Regions from separate parts of the Mus musculus genome. Here region 2 is linked to region 1. The links are chromatin loops, found by intact Hi-C in ENCODE. Cell type or tissue: left cerebral cortex. All regions are shown on one strand. Links, peaks and the distances in the headings refer to the core of each region. The heading gives the core; the rest is flanking DNA. Region 1 overlaps Armc7 (armadillo repeat containing 7). Region 2 has its middle 6.0 kb from the start of Grb2.

Region 1 (5,377 bases), core at 81-5,080:
CTCTGTCCTGGGTACTGGGATTAAAGGCCTATGCCACCACTGCTTGTACACACACACACACACACACACACACACAGAGAGAGAGAGAGAGAGAGAGAGAGAGAGAGAGAGAGAGAGAGAGAGAGAGAGCGCTATATAAAATACACTTGGGAGGTGGAGGCAAGAGAACCAAGAATCTTGGATGATTTTCAGCTAATTAACTTTGGCCGGGCATGGTGGCGCATGCCTTTAATCCCAGCACTCGGGAGGCAGAGGCAGGCAGATTTCTGAGTTCTAGGCCAGCCTGGTCTACAGAGTGAGTTCCAGGACAGCCAGGGCTACACAGAGAAACCCTGTCTCGAAAAAAAAAAAAAAAAAAAAAACCAGGACAACTTTGAGGCCAGCCTGAGTTACATGAGACCCTCCCTGTCCAAGGGGGCAGGGATCTGGTACAGGTATGATTTTACTATTTATTAAGGACAGTGTTTGCACACTAAGAAGATGGATGGTTCATTTTTCATACACGCAAACCTGGCTGAATGCTGAGACTATGGGACATAGACCATCCTCAGTGGTTTTCAGAGTTCTGATGGCTTTGCTGTGACAAGGTCAGTGCTGAGAGCCCTGGTTCACAGAGATATAAAGTGACAATGGTAGGTGTATGTGTAGGCTGTGCATAGCACATCCAGCCCTCCACCTGTGTTACAGCCTCACGTGTGGTGGGGAGCTACTGTGTACGCAGCAGTGACTTAGCTCCTCCTTCTGTCTCCTCCATTTCCTGTAACCCAGAGACTCAGTTGAATAGCTTAACAGCTCAGTGACACTTTTTATCTCTGAATACATCACAGTGTGATTTAGAGTTTTCAGAGACACCGCACTCTTCTTGATGTTTGTGGAATACAGGACTAGGATACAGAGCCTCCCATCTTTTCTCAGTGCAGGCGCTCTGAGACACATGGAAATCCCAGCTATGGCTGGGAGCCCAAGTCTTTAATCCTGGCACTTGGGAGATAAAGATAGGTAGATCTCCATGAGTTCAAGGCCAGCTGGGACTACATGGAGAAACCCTGTCTTAAAAAACCAACGACAGAAAAAAAAATTCCATCTGGCCTCAGCCTCCACAAGCAGATGCTCTGTTAAGTGCAATGCTGAGGGAATTCACTGTAGGCGGCAGGACCCAGAAGAGGCTGGTGCAGCTGTAGGCTGAGGGATGGAGCCTCAGATGAAAGGAGATTGGTGGGCTCTGGGTGGAATCTAGGGGTCTTCAGAACATCCCTATGGGGCCCTCTGTACCTGGGCTAAGGGAGCCCAGTTGTCTAGATCTTACTGGCTCTGGATCCCTGCTCTTCTAGAGGCATGCTATTCTAGATAATCTAAAGCATCTAAAACCGGCCCCAGAGTAGGAGGAAGTAGGATCGGGAGTTCATGGTCAGCCTCAGTTATATAATGAGTCTGAGGCAAGCCTCAGTTTACAGGACCCCTTCTTAGAACCCTCTGCAAGTGCACCCCTGTGGTCCCAGCACTCAGGGTGCAGAGCCAGAGGATCTCTGTAGGTTCCAGGCTAGCTAGGATCTACATAATGAGTACTGTGGTTTAAAAGAATAAAAAGTAGGGTGTTGGAGAGATGGCTCACCAGTTAAGAGCACTGTCTGTTCTTCCAGAGGTCTTGAGTTTAATTCCCAGCAACCATGTGGTGGCTCACAACCATCTAATGGAATCCAAAGCCCTCTTCTAGTGTGCCTGAAGAGAGATACAGTGTACTCGTATACATCAAATAAACAAACCAGGTGGTTGTGTGGTACATACCTTTAATCATAGCACTTGGGAAACAGAAATTTGGATTTTTGTGAGTTCAAGGCCAGCCTGGTCTACAGACTGAGTTCCAGGACAGCCAAGGCTACACTGTCTTAAAAGCCAAGTCTGCCGCACTGTTGTTGCCCTCTGAGTGGTGACAGTGGCCATGCTTCTGCTGGGGAGCGAGCCATAGAGCTTCTCTACAGTAGGCTGTTGACTCTGGAGAAAACTGCCCAGTCACAGAGATGTTCCTCCAGGTTCCAGACAGCCCCAGAAGGCAGTGTTGCCAGCACAGGGCACCTCAGATGCTCCTCTGCCAGCTTGGAGGCGCTATGGGAGACTGGGTCTGCTCTGGGCAGTTGCCCCCAGGATCTGTCTGTTTCACCACTGTTTTTTGTTTTGTTTTGTTTTGTTTTGTTTTGTTTTGTTTTGTTTTGTTTTGTTTTCCCTTTCCTGCCGTCTTCACACAGTCTAAATCTCAGGTTTCAAGTGCAAGTGCGGCTCCAGCTCTCAGCCTTTTGTCTCTGGGGCTCTGTGTCGATCTCGATGCTCTTGTATTTGTCATATGTGACTTAAGAGGAGAGTCCCAGTGGGAGCTGGATGCAGATTCAATGGCCGTTGTCATTTCCGACCTTGGACTGCCTCTGGCACTAAGAGGGGAGCACTGCCAAGCACCTGTTCTGCTGCTGAAAGCACTGTCCGCCTTGGAGCGCCTGGTGGGAGCACTTACGGTGCTGATCTCCCTGAGAAGCCTGGCTGCGCCCATCTCTGCAGTTAGGAGTTTGCCTGCTGCACCTGGTGGTGCCCAAAGCTCACAGAGGAACTAGCAGCCACTGGGCAGTGGTCTTAGTCACGAGAAAGCTGCTGGTGATTGCGACTTCGGCTGAGAAGTGGATGGATTGAGACACCAGCTCTAAAGCCAGGGTAACACTCAAGAGTGAATAAAAGAACGGAGCGGAAGCTCTGGTTAAAAACATCGTGTACTCCTGTCCATCCCAGGCCAACATGCAGATGCAAAGACCACAGGAGGATTTTGCTTCTCTGAAAACTGATCCTCAGGGTGCCACAGGGCACTTTGACAGATTTGTTGCTAAAGCAGGATTCATTCCTCTGAGAAGTCTGGTTAAATTGGCTTCGTAGATCTTGCGATACACGTCACTGCCACCAGGGGGCAGCAGTGCTCAATGGCTAAATTCTCTACAGCCTCTTTGGAAACCAACAGTGTATTTCTCTTTTTTTGTTTGTTTGTTTGTTTGTTTGTTTTTTCGAGACAGGGTATCTCTGTATAGCCCTGGCTGTCCTGGAACTCACTCAGTAAACCAGGCTGGCCTTGAACTCAGGGATCTGCCTGCCTTTGCCTCCTAAAGTATTTCTCTTGTAATTAATAATATCTTTGACATTTAAGAGAGTTGTTTTTCCTCATTCATTCATTCATTCATTCATTCATTCATTCATTCGTGTGTGTGTGTGTGTGTGTGTGTGTGTGCTTGGTGTTTGGCCTGCGTGTGTGTCTGTGTGAGGGTGTTGGATCCCCTGGAACTGGTACTATAGACAGTTGTGAGCTGCCATGTTGGTGCTGAATTGAACCTGGACCCTTAAAGATCAGTCAGGCTTAACCTCTGAAGCACCTCTCCGCCCCTGTCATTTTCTTTTCCAGTAAAGTATAATGTCGGGTGTACACAGTCCCAGCTACTTGGGAGCCCTAGGCAGAGTGTCTCTTCTAGTTTGAGATAAAGCAGGTTTATTTTAGGCCTAACAGTTATGTGTGTTTTAATTGACACAGCTGACCAGTATGGTACAGGATTTCCAGAATTCAAGAAAGTGATCCCAGCATGGTGGTCCATGATGTAATCCCAGCATTGGGAGGCAGAGGCTAGTGGATCTCCAGAAGTTCAAGGCCAGCCTAGTCTACATGGAGGAATTCCAGGCCCTCCAGGGCTACACAGGAAGGCCTTATCATGTGCATACATGCATATATACATCAATAGAAGTACGTTTCGTGTGTATTTTCCTCTTACTCACAGCCGGCAACAAGCATTTTCAGGGTGCTGAAGTAAAACCTAAGAACAGATTAGTGCCCAGTGAGGCTTTTTTGTTTATTTTTTTATAAAAATGTATTGCATTATGATTGTGCATGTAATGTGGGAGGGGCGTGTATACATGCCATTGCATGTATGTGGGGGTCACAGGACAACTGTGCGGAGTCAGTGTTCTCCTCCCACCCTAACGTGGGTCCCTGAGTTGGACTTTGGTTACCAGGCATGCTCAGGTACCCTTACCTGCAATCTCACTGACACCTTATTTTTGTTTTCACTTTCTTGTCTCTCTGTGTAGGCCAGGCTGGCCTTGAACTCAGGGATCTGCCTGCATCTAGCTGTCTCCCAAGTGCTGGGATGAAAGCCATGCGCTCCCACCGCCTGCCCACCGTTTTAACCCCCAGGAAATCCCTTTGAGCCCTTCCCAGCACCAGCTCCTACTTGTCGCCTGTTTCTCCAAGTCCAGCTCTCTCATCTCAGGTTCCATCTTTCAGGGGTTTCTATGGTTACTGGTGTCCAACAGAGCCCAGCCTTTGCCTCTTGCCTCTAGCTCTTCCACCCCGCCCCCATCTCTGTCCGCCCAAAGCAAATTCTTCAGCTAGTCAGGGCTTGCTCTCCTCTCTTTCTTTTTGGTGGTACTAGGATGGAGCCCAGGAGCCCTCGCAAGCGTCCACCGCAGCCACGCCCGGTCCACCCTTTCTGGTTTGTAACTATCTGGGCGTCTGATGAATGGACACAAGTGGCAGTTTAATTAATCCTTGAGTCCATTAAGGTGTGCTCCCATGTGCACCAGCAGCTCCTTAGTCAAGCTGTGTCTTGTTTCTCCCACATACCCCAGGTGGGCACAGCTCTTAGCTTTGTCCCTGTGGATTGCTTTCACATGGCTTCGGTCCTTATTTAAGTGAGATCATGCAAGCTCTGTCCTAAAGCTAGCTTTTAAAAATATATTTTAAATCTTAAAAAATTCTTTTATGGGGCTGGTGAGATGGCTCAGTGGGTAAGAGCACCCGACTGCTCTTCCGAAGGTCTGAAGTTCAAATCCCAGCAACCACATGGTGGCTCACAACCATCTGTAACAAGATCTGACGCCCTCTTCTGGAGTGTCTGAAGAAAGCTACAGTGTACTTACATATAATAAATAAATAAATCTTTAAAAAAAAAAAATTCTTTTATATATTCTCATCCCTATGGCAGTTTTCCCTCCCTCCCCTCTCCCTTCTCCTCCTCCCCTCTCCTGAGTCTCTCCCTCCCACCTTCTCTCTCTCCCAGATCCAAAAAGAGCAGGCCTCCTAGGGACATCAACCAAACACGGCATATCAAGCTGCAGTAAGAGCAGGCACACGCCATCATGGCAAGGCTGGGCAAGGCAGCCCTAGGACAAAAAAGGGTCCCACGGTAGGCAAGAGTCGGGGCAAGCCCTGCTTCCCCCCAGGACTCCCACAGGAGCACCAGGAGCTCAGCCAAGCATCTGCAGAGGACCTAGGTCAGAGGCTGCAGGCTCCCTGATCTCTGTGTGCCTCTGGGCTCCACCTGACGCTTGCCTGGGAGACTCTGCATGAAGTCTCCTT
Region 2 (5,377 bases), core at 301-5,300, 230 kb after region 1:
ACCCACTCACACTCAGAGAGACACATACACACAAACATGCACATATTCAAAATTAAAACAATAAAAAACAGAGCCTGGAGAGATGACAGAAAGGTTAAGATCACACTCTGCTCTTTCAGAGGACCTGGGCTCAATTCTCAGCACCCACCTGTGGTTCACTGTTCTCTAACTCAAGTTATAGAGAATCTAACACCCTCTTTGGCCTCCCGGAGCACCGAGCATGCACGAATTACACACACATACATGCAGACAAACCACATATACACATAAAATAAAATAATAGTAATAATAAATAATAAATTATTACCAGGTGTGGTGGTACACACCTATAATCCCGACACTCCAATGGTAGAGTCAAGAGAATCAGGAGTTCAAATCCACTCTCAGATACATAGGACATACAAAGCCAGCCTAGACAATATAAGACCCTGTTCCAAGCAATAAACAAGAAAAGATCACACTTCCAATCAGACCTTGAGCCTTAACTCCTCTTCTATCTAGGCAAATGTTTGCAATTATACTTAGAGCAGATTGTACTGCCAACCAGTCAGAGAGGATATTAGAGGAAAAAGGAAGTCTCTGGGTTGGGGGTGGTACAGGGAAGTGGCGGGAGGAAGTGAGGGTGTGCCTGCCGGCTTTTGAGTGGAGGATGCAACACTCCAGGACATGCAGGTAGAAGGATCCAAAAGTGCCTATGTTTGTCCCCTCCAGTGAGAAGGATTTTTCTGCCTAGGGTTTGACACAGAATGTAAAAGACATAGTTCTAAAAATATGACCCAGGCTGGGCTGGTGGCTTTGGGAGCACACAACCGGGAACTTCTTCCAGAACCAAAGAACGCAAAGGGACTGAGGTTTAGGTTGGGACTCTGGTTAGCCCAAGAGGAAGTGAGGGGTCTAGGCTGAAGAAGCATGCAGTCTGGGGTTGAGACCGTTGGAGAAGCTCGGGGCACTGCGTGCTGTGCTGTGCTGAAGCAGGGCTGGGCCACAGCCTGATTCTCATCGCCAAACCACTTTATCACTGTGAGTACAGAAAGGAAAACCAGTTAGAACTAAGATATTTATCATCTACGAGATAATGTTTAAAGGCTGTTGCAAGGCTTTTAAGGATCAGCTGCTGCCTGTGAACACGCCCCTCTCAGTTCTCAGCTAGCACCAACTCCCTTAATACCGAACCATTGTGGTTTCCGGAAGGTGCCATATCTTTTGAACATCCATATCTTTGCTAATGCAATTTCCTCTCTTCAGTTGGTCTTTCCTCCTATATTTAGGCCCCCAAGTCAGTGTTTTCTTCAAAATTCCTGCTACACCCAGGTATGGTTGGTTGTGCACGCTCATAATTCAAGCACGAAGAGGAAGGGGGTCAGGGGGTTAGTCCCAGTCATCCTCCACTACACAGCAAGTTTAAGGCCAACCTGGGCTACATCAGCCCCTTTCTCAGAAATAAAATGAGGCAGGGAGCTGGGCAGATAGTCCATGGGTAAGAGTGTGTATTGCTCTTATAAAGGACCTGAGTTTGATTGGCAGCATCCACACAGGACAGCTCACAGCCTCCTGTACCTCTACCTTCATGGTTGTGTGAAGCCTCTGTCTTCCTGGGACACCAATACTCACATCCATAACCTTCCCAATGCATACACATAATTAAAATAATTTTTTATAAAATTCGCTATTGTATTTCTGGCCTCATTTACCTGGTCCAGAGCTTTGGGACAGACACAATTGCACATTTCCTTGTTTTCTTCTTGGCACCCATTATGAAGGAAATAAGTGGATAGGCAGATGAATGGAGGTAAGAATGGGGCTGCTTTGTTGTGTGGTGGTAAGAGTTAGCGCTAAGGAAATGGGTGATGGATAACTCAGAAAAACAGTAGACAGTGGAAAGGACTTTTAAAATTTCTTTTTATCTTACATGCGCTAGTGCTTTTGTTTTTATTTTATTTTATTTTAATTTATTTATTTATTATTTTTTTTTTTTTTTTGGTTTTTCAAGACAGGGTTTCTCTGTATAGCCCTGGCTGTCCTGGAACTCTCTCTGTAGACCAGGCTGTCCTCAAACTCAGAAATCTGCCTGCCTCTGCCTCCCAAGTGCTGGGATTAAAGGCATTCGCCACCATGCCCGGCAACATGCGCTGGTGTTTTACCTGCATGTATATCTATGTGAGATGGCGTCAGCTCTTGAAGTTACAGACGGTTGTGAGCTGCCATGTGGGTGCTGGGAATCGAACTTGGGAAGAGCATTCGGTGCTCTTAATCACTGAGCCATCTTTCCAGCTCCTGAAACAAACAAAAAACTACGTATGTCTGTTTCAGCTGTAACTGTAATTAAAAAAAAAAAATACTCTGAGGGTGTCTGTGTAAAAAAACATCTAAGCCGGGCGTGGTGGCACACGCCTTTGATCCCAGCACTCGGGAGGCAGAGGCAGGTGGATTTCTGAGTTGGAGGCCAGCCTGGTCTACAAAGTGAGTTCCAGGACAGCCAGGGCTACACAGAGAAACCCTGTCTCGAAAAACCAAAAAACCAAAAAACCAAAAAAAAATCATCTAAATATATCAGATCTGGAAAATAATATTTGAAAGGAATAGTAATTGTACTAAAATGGTGTGTGAAAACTGTAACAGGAATTGCTGACCAACTCAACCACATCTGAATGTAAATTAGTCACCAGAAGTGTGTCTGCTGTGACCCTCATGCCCCCCCCCCGCTTCTGTGCACCCCCACCTTTGTTGCTGTTGCGGGGGGGGGGGGGGGGGGCGGTCGTAACTTTTAGAGGACAGAAAAGGTTTCTACCTGCGACTTTTATGAGTTTTCATAGTGCCACCTGCAGGTGAGACCTAGGCATTGCCCTGAATTTGACTATTTTGCTGCCTATCTGTTGCTGACCTCTTGGGAGCTGGCCTGCTTTGCATCGCCTGAGACACCCATATCACCTTGCTTCTGTTTAGTGTTTCAAAATTCTATTCACATTTGCTCAGCTGACCTGGAAGCTCAGCTGCCGTAAGGTTCCCCCGCCCCACTCGTCCCATGGACAAAGCTCTCTGTTTCTCTACCTTCCTTCGCTGAGCCTGAAGCTTATAGTTCTGGCTCAGCTGGGTGGCCAGTGAGTTCATGGGATCTGTTTGACTTCCCTCCCCAAAGCTGGACTTACAGACACACAAAGCTATATCCAGTTTTCGCATGGCTGCTGGATGGAGATTTGAGCTCAGACCCTCCCGCTTTCGTAGAAAGTGCTCTCACTCATGAAGCCATCTCCCCAGCCCCTCTGTGCTTTCAGAGAAATCACTGTCCCCAATTACTTTATAAACTGGTAGTAGTCGTAATAAATTCTCACTTCCAAATAATGGGATACAACAGAGCAAAGCTCTAGGAGCCCTGGAAGGGTGCAAGTCAGAGATGCATGCATACTTCTGTATTAGTCAGGGTTCTCTAGAGTCATAGAACTTATGGATAGTCTCTAGATAGTAAAGGAATTTATTGATGACTTACAGTCGGCAGCCCAATTCCCAACAATTGTTCAGTCGCAGCTGTGAATGGAAGTCCAAGGATCTAGCAGTTACTCAGTCTCACGCAGCAAGCAGGCGAAGGAGCAAGAGCAAGAGCTAGACTCCCTTCTTCCAATGTCCTTATATTGTCTCCAGCAGAAGGTGTAGCCCAGATTAAAGGTGTGTCCCACCACACCTTTAATCCCAGATGAAAGGCGTAGCCCAGATTAAAGGTGTGTTCCTTAAACTCGGAGATTCAATCTTCTGGAATCCATAGCCACTATGGCTTAAGATCTTCAAACCAAGATCCAGAAAAGGATCTCCAAGCCTCCAGATAAGGGTCACTGGTGAGCCTTCCAATTCCGGATTGTAGTCATTCCAAATATAGTCAAGTTGACAACCAGGAATAACCACTACAACCTCTAATCCCAGAACTCAGGAGGCAGAGACAGCCTGATTGGAGCCAACCTGGTCTACAGAGTGAGCTCCAGGTCAGCCAGGGATACACACTGAGACCAGGCCTCAAGTAAAATTAATAAAAACAGAGAGAAGGAGCCAGGAATAGTAGTGGCACACACCTTTAATCCAGCCCTCAGGAGGCAGAGGCAGGTGGATTTCTGAGTTCGAGGCCAAGCCTGGTCTACAGAGTGAGTTCCAGGACAGCCAGGGCTACACAGAGAAACCCTGTCTCGAAAAAACAAAATCAACCAAACAAACAACAAAACAAAGCATAGAGAAGGAAGAGAGAGAGAGAGATCATGGAGGCTCTCAAAGGAAATGGTGTCTGAGTCATTTAGAATAGCAAACACAGCCATGTGTAGAGCCAGGCTGGAGCCCCTCCAGATAGAGCAGTGGGCATCTAAGGTGGAGAAAATGGTCAACAATTCTTTTAAGTGCAACAGATCTATAATGGAGGCTGTGTGCTGTGGTGTGTTTGAGGTTCCGGGATCCCAGAATTTTTTCAGTCATTACTTCTGAGAAGATCCCAGAAATATGAACGTAAATAAGCAGCTTCAGGTGGCTCAGGCTTGTCACCTTTGGAACCACCCCTGAATGTCAGTGCCTTCTGAATATGTGACTCTTGGGAATCCTTGTGTATCTCCCATTACAGGAATCAACCTGTTAATAGCCCTGGGTGGGAGGGACTTGGGGGAATGTCCCTCAAGGGCTTCCCTAGGACTTCGCAACGCCTGCTGCTGGGAAATGCCAGGAAAGTGGTACGGAACTGGCTGATGCCTCTCAGTGCCAGAGAATAAATAAATGAACCCATAAAAGCCCAATGAACAGACGGACTTTGGCCTTGACAGTTCTCTGAAGGAAGAGGCTCCAAGGTCAAGTTTGGAGGAGGCTTGCCCTTTTTCTATTTCTGTCTCTTTTTCTGTTTCTGGGTCCACATCTCTCCGAGGACTCATTCTGATCCTTAAAGACATAGAGTGGAGTCAGGGGCTCAAGAGATGGCTCTGTGGATAAGAGAAACTACTGCCCTTCCCCCACTGCCACCCCAGTACACACAGGATCTGGGCGCAGTCCTCAGCACCAACACCATCGGGCAGCTCACAAGCAACCGATGCCACCACACCCAGCTCAGAGTAGGCTGTGCAAGCTAAGCAAGCACTGTACCAACCGAGCCACACCCCCAGTCTTCACTGAAGCAGTAAACTCAAATGAGCTTCCTGCCTGGTTCACCAGGGTAGCAGAAACCACAGGGATGTGCTCAGGCTGCCCTCGAGGCCTTTCCTCATCTCTGACGGAAACTCTGCCGCCTTTGAATGCTGAGGCTGAATTCCTCTCCTGCCTTTTTTTTTTTTTTTGGGGGGGGGGGTTTCGAGGCAGGGTTTCTCTGTGTAGCCCTGGCTGTCCTGGAACTCACTCTGTAGACCAGGCTGGCCTCAGAAAT

Evidence for each region. Hi-C counts contacts between places; a loop is a spot of excess contacts. Peaks named below come from ENCODE experiments on the same cell type or tissue, not always from the same donor. Only the 100,000 strongest peaks of a DNase experiment are listed, where the experiment ranks them.
Region 2: it touches region 1 in a loop (2.5-fold over the local background); 14 of 42 quality-filtered maps call a loop at or near these places.

The regions. Positions count from the first base shown.
Region 1 is chr11:115,481,000-115,486,376 of GRCm38, forward strand. All of the region lies in intron 2 of Armc7 (armadillo repeat containing 7), which reads left to right. Among named protein-coding and RNA genes, the nearest start is that of Armc7, 8.0 kb to the left of the region's middle. In left cerebral cortex, for the core only: CTCF peaks have their summits at 2,943 (motif pointing right), 4,790 and 4,989; DNase peaks (open chromatin) are centred at 1,036, 2,578, 2,921 and 4,359; H3K27ac peaks cover 2,677 bases.
Region 2 is chr11:115,711,895-115,717,271 of GRCm38, forward strand. No RefSeq gene overlaps it. Among named protein-coding and RNA genes, the nearest start is that of Grb2, 6.0 kb to the left of the region's middle. In left cerebral cortex, for the core only: a CTCF peak has its summit at 2,843 (motif pointing left); a DNase peak (open chromatin) is centred at 2,844.